Regions from separate parts of the Mus musculus genome. Here region 2 is linked to region 1. Evidence: chromatin loops called from intact Hi-C (ENCODE). Cell type or tissue: left cerebral cortex. All regions are shown on one strand. Links, peaks and the distances in the headings refer to the core of each region. The heading gives the core; the rest is flanking DNA.

Region 1 (7,697 bases), core at 1,501-5,500:
CGCCAAGGCCACCGTGTTGGGGACCATCGCGCCAAGCCGGCTGGTGGTTTCTCCAAGCGGCTGAGTTTATTTATTATAGGAAGTTGTGTATTTATATTATTTGGCGAAAGATGTGCTCGGCCTGCGTCCTCCTGGGAGGCGGAGGCTGAGCCCCGGCCTACACGCGCACGGCTGGTTCCCACGCAGAGTGGTGGGGCCTCTCCGTGCCTTGCTATGCTGGCTCCTGCCCCTTGGTTGGTTTTGGGCTAATCTGTGATAAGGACACAGAGCTTCAACCTCCTTCCCCCGCACAGGGAGTGAGTGCACCATGGGAGCCCACCGCAGTCCTTAGATGTCCGAGAGATCTGGGGTGCGGCACCTGTCGCGGACTCTTGGCTTTGGATAAACAGCCCTCAGGGCGGTGGCCCACTCTCTCCTTAGACCCCACCCCACCCCCATTCAGGTCTGCGTTTTAAGTGTCTGGGAAACTACCAGGACCTCCAGTGCGGACTCCCCCAACTGCATAGGTGCAGCTAAGTCCCCTGCTCATCTTTCGGCCAGTCAGTCTTGCGCACCCCAGGGCCGAGTTGGGTGCACAGATGCCTGGAAGCCTTCAGTGGCTCCAGCCAAGCCAGGAACGAGGCTACCCAGGACCCCTCCTCCCCGCCCTGCCTTGCGCTTCCTGCAGAGGATCGACTTCTAATTAAAACAAGGCTTCAGCGTCCCATCTGCAGGGAGTTCTTCCTCTTTACCCCCCTTTCATTTGTCAGACATAGCGGACAGACCTGAGGCTGGGACACTCCCAGGACCTGCTGAGTCCTGGGGGTGGGGGGCGGAGGGGTGTGCACAGGCTCATGCCTCACCTTTAGATCCCCTGGTCCCCTCTGCCTTTCACGGGAGGAAGTTGGATCCGTGGAAACAGCGGTCCGGAAGACTGAGGTTAACACAGTCAGAATCACCACCCACCACCGTGTTAGTGACCCAAGAAAAACCTGCGGTGTGGTGAACGCTTGCGGCTTGGATAAGGATGGTTTACTTAGATATTTATAGTTTAGTACGCTGTTTCCAAAACCTTTTAAGTCAGGTAAGATTCTTGGGCTATCGCTTAGCTTTAAGACAGACTAGTTTGCAAGGGGTCCTTCCTGACACTTTTGCCTTCCGTTTTCTCTCTCTCTCTCTTCTAATTCCACACTCCCCCCCCCGCCCCTTGGGGCGTGGGGGGCGTGGAAGTAGCCTGGGTGAGCTCAGCTCCGGAGCAGGGTGTGAGCTATTTGAGACTGCCCCACGTAATTGGTCTTTTATGCTCTGGTTACTTCTACAGTGTTCCGACCTTTTATTTTAGCTATGATCACTTCACGTTCCTTTCTTCTCTCCCCCAACCCCCGGGACTCCCTTAAAATATATTAAGAGAAGAAAAAGCTAACAGAATTTCTTCCATCTGCCCAACCTAGTATAGAAAAAGAAAGGAAAGCAACAAATAGACATTAGTATCTAAAAATAAGGGCCCCGAGATAGCGAGAGTGGAAGGCAACGCTAATAAATGAAAGGACCCCTTTGATGGCTCCAGCTGAAAAGATATTTTATTTTTCTCTCTCCTGTGTGTGGGATTTGAGACGAGTGACTCCAGAGCAGCCGGGTCCCCTGCTGCTCAGCCCTGGCTCGGAAACCGGCCCCCCTCTGGCAAGCGTTATGGAGAGCTGGGAGGAATTTTATGGCTGTCTCTCTCCCCTCGGCTCTTTTTTTTCTTTTGTCTTCTTTGAAGAACGACTTTAGACATTTTATTTACATATTTAACCAGGGATAAAAGAGGGAAGAGAAAGCTTTGGGGTGGGGTGGGGGGGACTGGCCTGGGAATAGAGCTATGTTTAAATTAATGGAAATCTTATTAGGTTTCTCAAAATTTGAGCAAGGGTTTCTAATGAAACTTGATAATTAAACATGATTTTAAATAGCATCCTAGAGCAAAGGGTACTTTGGACCCCAAATCTCCTAATATATCTATCTACGTGAGATTTCAAAATACTGTCTGTAGATATTAGCGTAGAGTTCTTGCAAATGTCTACCAAGGAGAGTGCAAGGTATTCTGGAAGGAATACTCTTTAAGAGTCAGATGGTGTCTTGAGTTAAATAATTTTGGAGGTGGTGGGGAGTTGAAAGGAAGGCCCTGTTTAATTGGTAAAGTCAGAAGTTAAAAAAAAAAAGAAAAGATTCTCTGCCATGGGTCTCAGTGGTAATCAAAGCTGCATCCTTCCTCAGTATGGGTGAAGGAACCATAAAGTCTTGAGAGGGGTTTCTGAAATAGGATTAGAGAGAACCCAAATAATCTCTTTAAGATAAAAAAAAAAGTACTTCGTCTCCTACAATAAAGAAAAATTAAGCCAGAAGCTTAGCCTGTTACAAGCTAATTGCAAGAGTAAACATGTGGGGTATGGGCAGAGATTATAGAAAGACATGAACATCCTGTCTCCCAGCCTGAAGATGAACCAGGGAGCTGGCTCCTTAACGTTTGTCTTGGTAGCTTCAAGGCCATTTCTAGAACTTTCCTATTTGCGGATCCAGTTGGAAAGCTCTTAAGATCTCTGTTTGCATTTTCCAAACTGTTCCTTACAGTAAGGAAAGTGGTCTGCTTACTGGTAATGGTCTCTTTAAAAGGCACACATTGAGAATTCAGTTTTCCAACCCACTAGGCTTGGTTCCACGACTGCCTCACAATCCCCCCCCCCCTTTCGGAGGAGATATATTAAAGTCATCCAAAGTGATGTTTAGTTAACACACACAAACATATGCTCCAAGCATAAAACACACACACCTCATACCACAAAGCAGTGTAGGTTGCCCCAAACTTAAGAACAAGTTTTAATTACACTTCAGCACATGTAAGATACGGGGTGGTTGGGGGTGGTGAGGCGCAGAGAGAAAAGGCCCTTGGCCCTCTGCGTTATAAAATGCATGAAGGAGTGTCCGGGCCGCGGCAGAACAATTTAGGCCGCTATTTTAAGGCCACTTCCCTTGAAATGTGGATTGAAATATTACCAGAGGTTCGCGGGGCGCTTTCGTGTGAATTGCAAATCAAGCATCGCTTTAATCCTCTTTCAAGGCCGGGCCTTGGATCGCTGGCGTCGCGCGGCTCCCCACTGCTTCTGGCGCAGAAGGGACCATTCAAGGGGGCAGCTCCCCTCCTCTGTTCCCACACTCCAAAAAACAACACCGCAGACAGACACCCTCCAACTAAATTAGATTAAACTCCTACTCTTCCACAGCGCATTAGCCTTTTTACAGCCCAGGCTTCTGCTGATCGCTCCTCCCTGTTTAAAGACACAGCACAGCTTTTTCCGTCTCTGCTACCTCCACACAAATGTGTCGGGGTGGGGATGGGGAGGGCAGTGGGGAATAATCTTTAAAAAGGTGTAAAGTGCACCAGGCTAAGTGACTTCGGATTGCTGGAGATACCTCTGTTTAAAACACGGGCAGACCCACGTGTGCCCCCTCCAGGGCTTTCAGGAACCCCCCATGTGAGCAGCATTTAAACCCTAGTATATAGAGTTTAATTTAAAAAAATAAAATAAACGAATAAATAAATAAATAAACAAACAAGTAAATAAAATTTACAGAATTACCTCACAAAATGAAGCAGGCAAACGTGATTCTGTTTTGCATTAGTGTCCCAGAGGACACCGGAAGACAGTTTGCTGAAATTAACAGCCACTTCTACAGTTATTCCATGGGCTCATGCGACTGAGGCCTCTGCCCCTCAGCTGCTAGGCCAGTGCCTTTCTTTGTCCACCACCCCAGCTACCGCTGCTTCTTTCAGCTTTATTCATTTCTTCAGTACCTGGGTTTTCCTAGTCTGGAAACTGGTCCGTCATCCTCCCTGACACAGTAAACGGGGGAGGGGGGGGGGGAACTTGGACACAAAGCTGGGGCAACCTTAAGCTCTACCTACCATCACTGGGTCTGAAAATCCCTCTACCACTTTCTAGAGCATTGGTTCTCAACTTGTGGATTGAGACCCCCCCCCCCCTTAAGGCCCAAGGGTCCTTTCCTAGAGGTTGAGTATCAGCTATCCCACATAGAAGATATTGATGTTACAATTCATAACAGTAACAAAATTACAGTTATGAAGTAGCAACAAAATAATTTTATGGGGCGAAGGTCACCACAGCATGTATTTACAGGGTTGCAGCATTAGCAAGGTTGAGAACCGCTGGTCTAGAGCCACCTGACTAGGGCTGAGCTATTCCGGATTCTGGGCTTTGGTTTTCTTACCTGAAAAATAAGATCCAATCTAGTAAGGCCAGGCACAAGGCTGTTTCCAAGATGACAGTTTGTGAAGCACAGTAAATATAACCCGGGCATCATCCTGGTTGATGGTTATTGTTAACTCTCTAGGCCCCAGGACCATGTAGGAGACGCTCCTCAGGCCGCTGCTGTTGTGCGGGAGTTTTCACATTAGGTTAATTGAAGTTGGAAGACTCACCCTAGCTGTGAGCAGCACCATCCATAGGACTGAAGAAAAAAGGAGAAAGTGAGCCAAACACCAGCATTCATCTCTCTCTCTGCTCCCTGCCCTGAAGCAAGATGCAACGTGAGCAGCTACCTCACAAACGGGTTACTGTGGCTCCCCACCATGAAGGGCTGTGCCCTTCAACCGTGAGCCGAAATAAGCCCTTACATAGTTGCTTCTTGTTGGTTAGTCTGTCACAGCAAACTAATAGTAAGACAGAATCCCAGAAATCCATCATTTAAAAGCCAACGTGAGTCACTTGGACAGCGAGCCTTTGGTACATCCGGCTACTTACTGAGCTCCTGGGACAAACTAAGATACTTGATTGTACAGGAACTGCTGAAGCAAGATGAGGAAGGAGCCTCTTCATTTCACAGATGGGAAACTGAGTCCCGAGAGTCACGTTATAGCTGTGATCTGAGAAGCCCCATCTGGTTCAGGGGTCCTGGGTGACATCTGCCTCGGAACAGCATGCACCCAGGAAATGTCAGCAGCCAGCTGGGGTTTCCAGGAACAGACCCTGTGGAGCTGTCATCGTTCCTCCTGGACGGAGAAGCATCTGTGTTCTACAGTCTCTTAAGAGGGCTGTTCAAAGTCAGAGATTGAAGGGGAGAGATGTTTATTTATGACCTCAGCTGTGGCATCTTAGGCTGGTTACTTAACCTCTCTGATCTGATTTCTGTTCCCTCTGCATTAAAATGAAGGTAATAACGTCAATTTTATTTATTTATTTTTTAAGACTTGGGATGGAGTGAATATCAGACAGCTACAAGGAAGGATTTAGAAGCAGGCCACTTGGCCACTTGGGATTTACTAGCCAGCAGACTCCCTGGCTAGTTGAGTGTGTGAGTGTTTGCCTGTAACTGTACCTGTACACATGCCTACTTGGTGGCCTAGGAGGCCAGAAGAAGGTGGTCAGATCTCCTGGAACTGGAGTTATAGGCGGTTGTGGGCCACCATCTGGGTCCTGGGATACTGAACCTGTGTCCTCTGCAAGAGCAGCAAGTGTTCTTAACGACTGAGCCATTTCTTCGGCCCTCTTTCTTCAATTCTCCATTGTCCTGCTAGAAGGCAGAATGACTTCGTCGACAACCTCATGCAGGAGTGGAACCAATCTCCTTCCCCGTGGGTGGCTGGGCATGTAGCTTCCTCTTTCTGTCTTGAGTGTTGCCAAGGAAAAGGGGCTGCAGATCTCCCCTGGATTGCAGAGTGGGAGACAAAGCAAGGGCCCCAGAAGAGCTCTCTGGATGCTCCTGGCTACTGAATCAACCGCAGAGCGCCCTCTGGGGCTGGGGTCTGACACTGTTACCCCTCCTGGCCTTATGGACGCAGATCCAGCTCAGCCTCACAATGAATTCAATGGTTCCTGAAAGCTTGTGCTCGGCCTGCCCACCTTCATCCACAGGGCAACATGGGAGCCAGACTTCTCTCTGTGGTATAAGGTAAGGTAGAGATACCCTCCAAGGCCTGGTCTTGCACCCAAGGCTGCTGGCTCGTCCCTCTATCTGCAGACCCTTGGGACCCACAGCCTCACCCTTTGTCACATTCTCGGGGTAACCCATTGGCTTGCTGATGGGTCATTCTCTGTTCTTCTCAGGGATGGGGGGGGGTGCGGGCGGGCAGGAAGGATCCCGGGAAGATGCTTGAGGAAAGAAAGCTCTGTAGTCTCACACTACGGCCTCCAGAAGGAGGTAGAGGGTGGGCCTAGGCATGTCAGCATGGAGAACAGCCGAGTGGATCTTCCATGCTGGGAGAATGGGGAAAGTGGAAAGATCCAAGGGGCTAAAGGAGATGGATGGAGGTAGCTGCATCCTAGGCAGGGCAGTTAGGAACAGCATCGGAGCCAAAGAGAGCATCATGTGAGAGAGAACCACACGGACTTGGGAAAAAGAGTCAGCCTGCTGGTCAGGGCTTCGTCTAGAGCAGCGGTTCTCGACCTTCCGAATGCTGTGGCCCTTTAAAACAGTTGTGACTTGGCTACTGTTTTGAATGATAATGGAAACATCTGATGGGCAGGATAGCTGATACAGGACCCCCTGGAGGTGTCACGACCCACAGGTTGAGAACGACTGGTCTAGAGCCCAGCAGTGTCTGGGTGGTCAAAGAAATCAGACTGGAAACGAATCAAGGAAAGAGTGAATCCCAACAGGCCGCAGAGCAGAGGCCGTTTGCGGATTCTGGCTTACTTTGTCATCCGTGGCTGGGATAAGCACGGCGACCAAAAGCAACCTGGGGAAGAAAACAGGTTTCTTTCATCTTACAGCCTGTCATGAAGGGAAGGCAGGAACCTGAAGGCAGGGATTGAAACAGAGACCGTGAAGAAATAATGCTTGCTAGCTTGAACCCCACGCCCTGCTCAATTTGCTCCCTGCATCTCCCACCCAGACAGGGTTTCTCTATGTAGCCCTGGCTGTCCAGGAAGCCTTTGCAGATCAGGCTGGCCTCGAACTCATGGAGATCTGCCTGCCTCTACCTCCCCGAGTGCTGAGACCAAAGGTATGTGCCACCTCGCCCAGATCTGGCTAGGGATAACACTGCCTACAAAGGGCTGGGCCCTCCCACATCAATCATGAAGAAAACGCTCCCTAGACGATGGTCCAATGTGATGGGGGCATCTTTTCAAGGAAGTGTCACTCTTCCTAGATGACCCTAGCTTGTATCTAATTGACAAAAATCCAAACAGCACAGGAGAGAGACTCTTAGGCCTCATTGGCAGGTTTGGTGGGCCTGTGATGACTTTCTGAGTGAAAGGCAGAGCTCTCCAGGCTCTGGAGTGATGTATACTTCTACCTGGCTCCAGTCTTTCCAAATCAATGGCTGCTAAATCATGCCTGGGTCGGAGTAGGGGTGACAGAGGAAGAGCTCAGCTGAGAATAAGGCTGGGTGAGCTCTGGACCTGAGGTCAAAACATCAACTGTTGTAGGTTGGGCTATTCAGATAGCCAGGAAGTCAGCCTTGCGTATATGGAGATCAGAGGTCTTTGTCTTCCACTTAATATGAGACGGCTTGGGGTAGAATGGGGTGGTCTCTTGTTTTGCCTCTGTGAATGCTAAGCTCACTGCCCCTCGAGCTTCTGGGAATTCTACTTCTGCCTCCTATCTCACTGTGGGACAGCTGGATGGTAGATACTCTACCATGCTCAGCTTAAGTCCTGGGGATTTAAACCCAGGTCCTCGTGCTTGCATAGCAAGCTGTTTTACCCATGGACCCATCT
Region 2 (7,697 bases), core at 2,533-6,532, 140 kb before region 1:
AAACTAGCCACTGTGCTAGACGGCAGAGCTCAAGTGGAAATGTACTGTTACTGTTTGCTTTCAGGGGGGCTAGAGAGATGGCCAAGGAGCTAAGAACCCTTTCTACTCTTACAATGGATAGGGGCTTTGTTACCAGCACGCTCGTGGTGGCACGAAACCATCAGTTCCAGGGAATCCGATGGCCTCTTCTGGCTTCGGCAGTACCAGGCACACAAATGGTATAGATGCATGCAGGCAGGCATGCACACCACACCACACCACACCACACCACACCACACCACACACACACACACACACACACACACACACACACACACACACACAACATACATAATGATTAAGATGACTTAGGAAGCCAGAGTATAGAGAATTACAGTGTTGAGGTTGGTGCTTTCTTTCCAGGGTAAGTCTGTGAGTCACACGCCAAGCATAACCACAACGAAGAGGGGCATTTGTAGCACGTTTCCAGGTGAGACTCCTCAAAAGAACCCTTCCTCAGGCCCCAAAGACTCCCTCAGTTCTAACTGCAGCTTGAAAAGAACATAACCCAAACCAAGCCACCCCACCTCCCGTGCCTCCCAGAGTCCCTCCCATTCCCAAAGCCTCAGTCTGTAAGGAGCAACCACAGGGCTGTCTATCTCCAAATTGCTTCTATGCCTGCACCAATAGCTCCCAGCTCTCCATAGTCAGCCTGCTGCAAGCAGCAGGTTCCTCACTCATTCAGAGGGGACAAAGTAAAGGTGGGTCGTCCAGGCTCAAGACCCTGGACCTTGAGCAGATCACATGTGGGCTAGCTGGTCTCAAAGCATGTCCTATATGGTTATCTGTCAGGTGCAGCAACACCGTAGCTAGTGTCACACGCCTCGTGTTAAATGCAGGTACATACAACAGGACTGTGCCAAGGGCTGGGTCATGCACTTGATGTCTTAATGGAAGGAGGAAGTCTAGTAATTAGGGCTCTCCCTGCCAACCTCATGACTCAGGGATGTCACAGATACCCCTGCTCCTTTGCACTGGGCCTAGCACTTGGCACGCTGGCTACAACTGCCTTGCATGACACCTAAGGACTCCCAAAGCGCACCAGCAAGGAGCTCAACAGCTGCCACCTCCAGGGAATGCCTCTAACTGGCAGTGTCTACTGCATGCTGCTGATGCTACCCTCTGAAGGAAAGGAAGTCTCCTCTTCCTACCCCAGAGCCCTGTCAGAACCAGTGCTGGCGGGCTGTCTGAGTGGCATGCAGAGGTTGGCCCTGTAATAATAATTCTGTCTCTGGGCTGCTCACCCAGTCAGCTCAGGTGTTCAGCTTGGCCTCCTTCCAGTCCTACAACTGCCGCAGGCTGGATGCTGGTGGGGGTCACTCCTACAAGAAAAGAGCCACACACCTAGCCCAGTGAGAAGAGCTTAAGATACAGATCCCATTCGCCCAGCAAGGCAGCTAGGTTAGACACTAGGTTAGAGACAAAAACTTGTTCCAGCTAGCAAAACAAAACAACAACAACAAAAAAGCTATTGCATGAAGTTCTTAAGAATAGTAAAGATGCTAACTCCCTGTTGTGGGCCACAGTTCTGCAGCAAGAGGGGGCTGCATACTGCTCTGGCTAGCATCAGATCTTGCAGTGAGAGGACCATAAAAGATGGTAATAATTCACGGTGCCAATCATCTACCATTTCAAAGGCTCCCCACTCCAGCCCATCACATCTGGGGCCCTCAAATTCCTATCTAGGAAGAAGCCATGTTCCCAAACTAGAGGGCCAGTTTCTCCAACACCTCCCAACTGACTTTACTATGCTAAGACCACCTCACTATTTTGTGATCTTCTGGTTCTCCTTCTCAGAGTGTCAACTCCAAGAAGGATTGCCTTTCCTTGAATTGAGTCTTTCGAACTCCCATATGGAATTTGGATACTTGAGCAAGAAAAGACCCCATAACTTGGTCTCAAAGGTGGTCTCAGAGCCCACCAGGTAAGTGAGCCAGGTCTCTCTGCATGGTAACACCAGCTGTGGTAACGACTGGGGTTCAGATGGGAAAGGACAGGTAGGCAGGTGTGAAACAGGTGTGATACAGCTAGAGAGAGCTGGAGGCTGCAGCAGATGGGGATACAGTCAGAGATGCTATTGTGTGCTTTGGCATGGCAAGGTAGGAACCAGGCTCCAAAGATCGGGGAACTGGAACCAGGCTCAGACACAGGGAGACGTGTGGAAGAGGTCCAAGAACAATAGAGAAGTGAGGACAGGTAGGAGAAGGGATGTGGACCAGGCTTAGGCACAAGGAGAGATGGGGATGAAGCCTGAGAACAGGTTAAGGTGGGAAATAGGCCCAGAACAATAAGGAGGTGTCAAGGTCCAGGCAGAGATAGGTAAAGCTCGAGCATAGAGAGAGGTAGAGACCAAGCCCGGGCCTGGGTACAGGTCTGTCGAGGTCAAGACACAGGTGGGCACAGCTTGGTTCCAGACCCTGATCGTCGTGGTCCAGCAGCGTCCAGTCCTATCCTGGCCCCGTGCTTAGCACGCTTAGGTCCGCAGTCCCTGAGGCTCCTCACGCCACCCCCTGCAGCAGGCTTCTCGCGGGCGCAGGGGCTGCCACCACCTCGCACTGCTGCTGCACCTGCTGCGGCACCTGCTAACAGCCCCAACTGCCAGATCCCTCCGCCCCACCGCCCAGGCCTCGGCCGAGCTACCTCCACAGACCTCTGGGTTAACGGCGAGGTGGACACGTGCTGGGCCCTGATTGGCTGCCACGTGGGTGGCGGTTTTGTGTGGGGCGGGGTCTCGAGACCACACCCAAGCCCCATTCTTCTTGGTCCTTGCTCCAGGTGCGAATCCTCCTCACTCAATGGTGGCCCTTCCAGCGTCTTGCAGAGAAAGAGTTGGGACTCCATCTCTGGCTGGCCTTAAAAGTCGCAAGCCATTCCACCCCTGAGACGTATGAGGTTTGAAGGAAAGCCGAAAGGATAAGTCGTTTTCCAAATTTTCATTTTTCCAAATTCTTGGAGTAGGTGACTGGTTCGTGCCAAGCGAAGATGAGGCAGGTTCGCGCCACTTGCTGCAGTATCGCCACAGGACACGTTAGAGTCACCCTGTGCCAAAACCCACTGCAGATGAAATTGAGGTGGCGTGATCAGGTGCGAGTCTCTGGTCCAAGCAGTTTCACGTGATCCATAAGCAGCTATGCAGGTCCACCCTGAGTTAATTGGTCTTAACATCCTATTTCCTCATGGAATCAACACACCAGTAAAAAAAAAAGGGGGGGGGCATTATAAAACAAAGCAGAGCCCCTCACCTCGTTCTAGCCGCAGGATATATGGGATATACGACAAAGTTACCTTTCCACAGATGGCAAGCTCGCTGTAGCAGGAACCTGACAACCTGAGAATCAAGATGGCTCCTGGCTTGTAGTGTTGAGTTAGCTAAATAAATAAATAAAGGGAAGTGGATATGTCTTCTTTAGCATGTTTGGCATCTGTCTGAGATTTTTTGGATCATTTTTGCTATCTAAATATTTGCGTATACCAAATGAGGTTGTCTTGTGAGTGAAATAAAACCATGGAATTCACTCTAGTTTCAAGCTTACCTTAGAAACAGACTAAAGGTGATTTTATGCCAGGTCTTTAGTGTACCTGCATTCTGGGGCCATCTTGTGGGGTCAACTGTGGGATTCCCTACTAGTGACATGTCTGTTTTCATGTTGATTTTTGAAGCACTTCAGACTTGGAGGTTTCAGAATAGGAATATTTAATCTATAGACATGGTTTTCTCTCGGGCTTGCTTGAAAGTTCCACTTAGAAAGCAGATGTTACATTTACTAATGAGGAAATATACTTGCCAGGAGCTGGGAGGGGTGGGGTGATGGATTCTCAGCCCCATAATCTCCTACTAAGTGAAGGGGACAGGTTAGATTCTATTGTTTTCCATGTTAACCTGAGTGTAAAAAGCCATTGGAAAAGCTTCTGAAAATTAGAGATTTCCATACATCCCTGATTTGGTAAATTTGAGAAAGGAGGAAAGAATTTCCTTTTTTGAAGTATCGGCATTCTTTGGGTATGGGGGAGCATGCCCAGCATTCTGGAGGTGGAGGCTGGAGGACTGGGCGGTGTATGTGTGTGTAGAATTAGCCTGGTGTGTGTAGGGAAAGAAAAAAATAAAGCTAATCTCATTCACTCTTAGAGAGTTAATGAGAATGGTGGCACAAGCCTTTAATGCCAGCACTCAGGAGGCAGAGGCAAGTGGATCTCTGAGTTCCAGGACAGCCAGGACTATTCAGAGAAACCCTGTCTTGAAAACAACAACAAAAGAAAGTTAATGAGAAATGCCAAGATATTGGCACAAACAGTAGTTTGAAGGTTTGAAGAACACATAGATTCATCTTGATGGCTCTTTTTTTTTTTTTCCTTTTTCCTTTATTTTTATTTTTATTTCTTTGAGATAGGGTCTCTGGTTGGTTTTAAACTTGCTACGTAGACCAGGTTGGCCTCGAACCTGCAATGATCCTCCTGTCTCTGCCACCAAAATGATGGGATTATAGACCCAGAGCCTTCACTTTGTAAGCCCTAGAAGTCACAATCTGAAAAACAGCTCAAACTCTTCCACGGGTGACAAGCAAGCTGTTCCACAACGGCACCACTAGATGGTGCCGTAACGCAAGAGACTGCCATTCACATATTTCCTGCGAGAACAATCAGGTCCTGAAGGGACAGCAGTGGGAGGGATGGCAGCTGTGGAGTGAGGGACTGTACAGGAAGCACCAAATGGTTCTAAATACCTGGGAAGTGTTACCACAAGCTGCAGGCAATGCATTGCTCAGTTTCCCTAGCAACAAATGCATCTGATGTCACAAAGTGCACCCTGAGTTTAAAAATACCCAGAGAGGAACTAGGGGAGTTTCATAATTGAAACTTCTCCTTATATTGTCAGCTGACCAGAACCCTAAAAGTATTAGTTATTAGGTCCATCAATACCTTCACAGATATGGTAGCACATGCCTGCAACCTCAAAACTTGGGAAACTCAGACAGAAGGCTTGTTCCTGCTAAGGCAAGCCTGGGACTACATAGCAAGAACTTGACCAAAAAGCCCAAGACAAAACAAAAAACCCATAAACAAGCAAAACCCCAAAACAACAAACACACACACACACACACACACACACACACACACACACAGGAAACAAGTCCGGTGTGGTGCATGTCTTTAACCCTAGTTCTCGGGAGACAAGGCAAGTAGATCTGCAGGGTGCAGGGACCTTATTGTGAGAAACCCTGCCTTGGTGTATGAGAAGTTCCAAGAGGGGCAAAGGGTTGGTGGTGGGGTGGACGCTGTGGGGATCCTAGGATGCACAAACAGAGATGTGAGACCTTAGTCTCAGAGGTATAGGGGTGGGGCTGGGATGGAGAAGAAGAGTCCTCCAGGAAGAGAGACTCATGGGCTTAAACTACGATATTAAATATATATATATATACATATATATATATTGTAAATGTATCATAGATGTACATCACAGATGTATTTAGATTTTATCACAAAGTTATGAATGCTATGAGGCTTTACAAATCGTTCCTTAAACGTGGCCTTGTTCTCATTATTTCTGTCATTTCTTTTCTGTGTCAACCACTTTTTCTTCCTTACTGGAGACTCGATCTTTCAAATGAAGGGGAAATGCTCTTCCAAACCAAGTAGACATGAGCTCTGCATTAGAGTTCTATACCGGTTACACTTCCCTTGCTATGGTATGACATCATAACCAAAAGCAACTTAAAGACCGAGTTTATTTTGGCTTTTGGGTCCAGAAAGAGAATCTCCTCATGGACGGGAAGACATGACAACAGGCAGGGAAAACATGGTGACAGGAACAAGAAACTGGCTGATGACATTTTTTTAAAAAAAAATCTGTATACCGGAAGCAGAGAAAGAACAGAAAGTACAACCAACCCTGCTAGACTATAAACCCTAAAGCCCACCCCCAGGGGCAGACTTCCACTAACAAGGCTCCACCCCCTAAAGGTTACACAACCTCCCTAAACAGCACCACCTACTGGGGACCCCTATGAGTGCAGTTCGAATTTGGCTTCCACTAATCCACTTTAAGGGCGACTGTACCCGCATCAGCCCCTAAGGGAAACTAATTAATTATGAAAAGCTAATGTCAGGAGAGCAGGCTTGTGAGGCAACCACAGAAATACCCAGTTGTGTGGGTATTATGCAAGGTAGCATAATTTATGGTGCACGTCATAGCAATTTTCGGTCATTAAAAAGATGCATGTAGGTGTGTGTCTTTATTATCATAAAATGGCACACAGTTGAGCAATTGCACGTTGCTTTGTGTTACGTGACTGTATTGGCCAGTTTGGTGTCAACTTGACACGCGCTGGAGTTATCACAGAGAAAGGAGCTTCAGTTGGGGAAATGCCTCCATGAGACCCAGCTATAAGGCATTTTCTCAATTAGTGATCAAGGGGGAAAGGCCCCTTGTGGGTGGTGCCATCTCTGGGCTGGCAGTCTTGGGTTCTATAAGAGAGCAGGCTGAGCAAGCCAGGGGAAGCAAACCAGTAAGGAACATCCCTCCATGGCCTCTGCATCAGCTCCTGCTTCCTGACCTGCTTGAGTTGCAGTCCTGACATCCTTTGGTGATTAACAGCAATGTGGAAAGTGTAAGCAGAATTAACCCTTTCCTCCCCAACTTGTTTCTTGATCATGATGTTTGTGCAAGAATAGAAACCCTGACTAAGACAGTGACCTCTTTGGGAAACCTCTCTCTCTCTCTATCTTTCCCTCTCTTCCTATCAGGGGCCCTATGCCGATAGTTCTCTCCTCTCCCTTACCTTCTTGTCAGACCATCTTCTTTTTCTCGCTTGCACCTCTCTTTAGCCATAAACTTTAAAGACACAGCACATGTGTGAATGCACATTGCCTGTGAATCTGCAGATCTAGAAGGACAGATACCCTGGATTGAAGAGACTGACAGTAGTTTCTGCTGCTCACTCAATGCATTTTTTATGCTGTTTGAGTTTCAAGGTAGGATTCAAACCTTGGAGCTTATTTCCATTTTAAAGCCAGTGCCACTGAACACACACATCAGCCATGGTGCACCAGAGTCTTGTGTATCACTTGTCCATCGACTTCATTATCAAAGTTATGAACGTGTCCCACCAAGTCAAGCTCCCGGTGACCTTAAGAAGCAAGGCAGCCAGCACACTGAGGCTGAGCTTCGAAAGAGGCCATGGAACGACTTTTCTCAGGGTAATACTGATCCTGTGTCTGTCTGTGCAGATGAAAACTTCAGGGGTTCAGGCATGGCTTCCTGAGGCAGGCTGTGCTCGCCCTGGGCGATTTCCCTACAGGGGGGACATTTGTTAAGCAGAAACCTGCTGGGCTCTCTGGTGGGTCAGGGGGTTAAAACTACATAAATATGATGTGGGGGTCATCTGTGCTCAGCTTCTTTGGGAAGATAAACAGTGAGGACCATCAAAGCCTTTGAACAATGTTATTTAAATGGCCCACGATGGGATGGGAGGAGAAGGGGAGGTCAGGCATGAGCCTGGGAGCAGTGTCACAGTCCTGAAAAACCATAGTCGAATGCACCCCTGCTCCCCAAAGCCGTGGCTAAAGTGGGCATTGTCTCTGAGTTGAGACGGTTCAAGGTTGTCTTCTCCTCCCATTCTCTACTCTACACAGTAGGGTAGAAGGCACGCCTGGGGATGCAG

The links. Hi-C counts contacts between places; a loop is a spot of excess contacts. Peaks named below come from ENCODE experiments on the same cell type or tissue, not always from the same donor. Only the 100,000 strongest peaks of a DNase experiment are listed, where the experiment ranks them.
Region 2: it touches region 1 in a loop (3-fold over the local background); 1 of 42 quality-filtered maps calls a loop at or near these places.

The regions. Positions count from the first base shown.
Region 1 is chr5:128,592,436-128,600,132 of GRCm38, reverse strand. It overlaps Fzd10os (frizzled class receptor 10, opposite strand), which reads left to right. Exons shown (of 6, transcript NR_015517.2): 2 at 4,369-5,925. Among named protein-coding and RNA genes, the nearest start is that of Fzd10os, 4.4 kb to the left of the region's middle. In left cerebral cortex, for the core only: no CTCF peak of the experiment used is centred there; DNase peaks (open chromatin) are centred at 1,597 and 3,113; H3K4me3 peaks cover 740 bases.
Region 2 is chr5:128,731,113-128,738,809 of GRCm38, reverse strand. Piwil1 (piwi-like RNA-mediated gene silencing 1) reads right to left here and starts at 2,564. Exons shown (of 22, transcript NM_021311.3): 1 at 2,456-2,564; 2 at 1,284-1,361. In left cerebral cortex, for the core only: CTCF peaks have their summits at 4,620 (motif pointing right) and 6,033 (motif pointing left); a DNase peak (open chromatin) is centred at 4,649.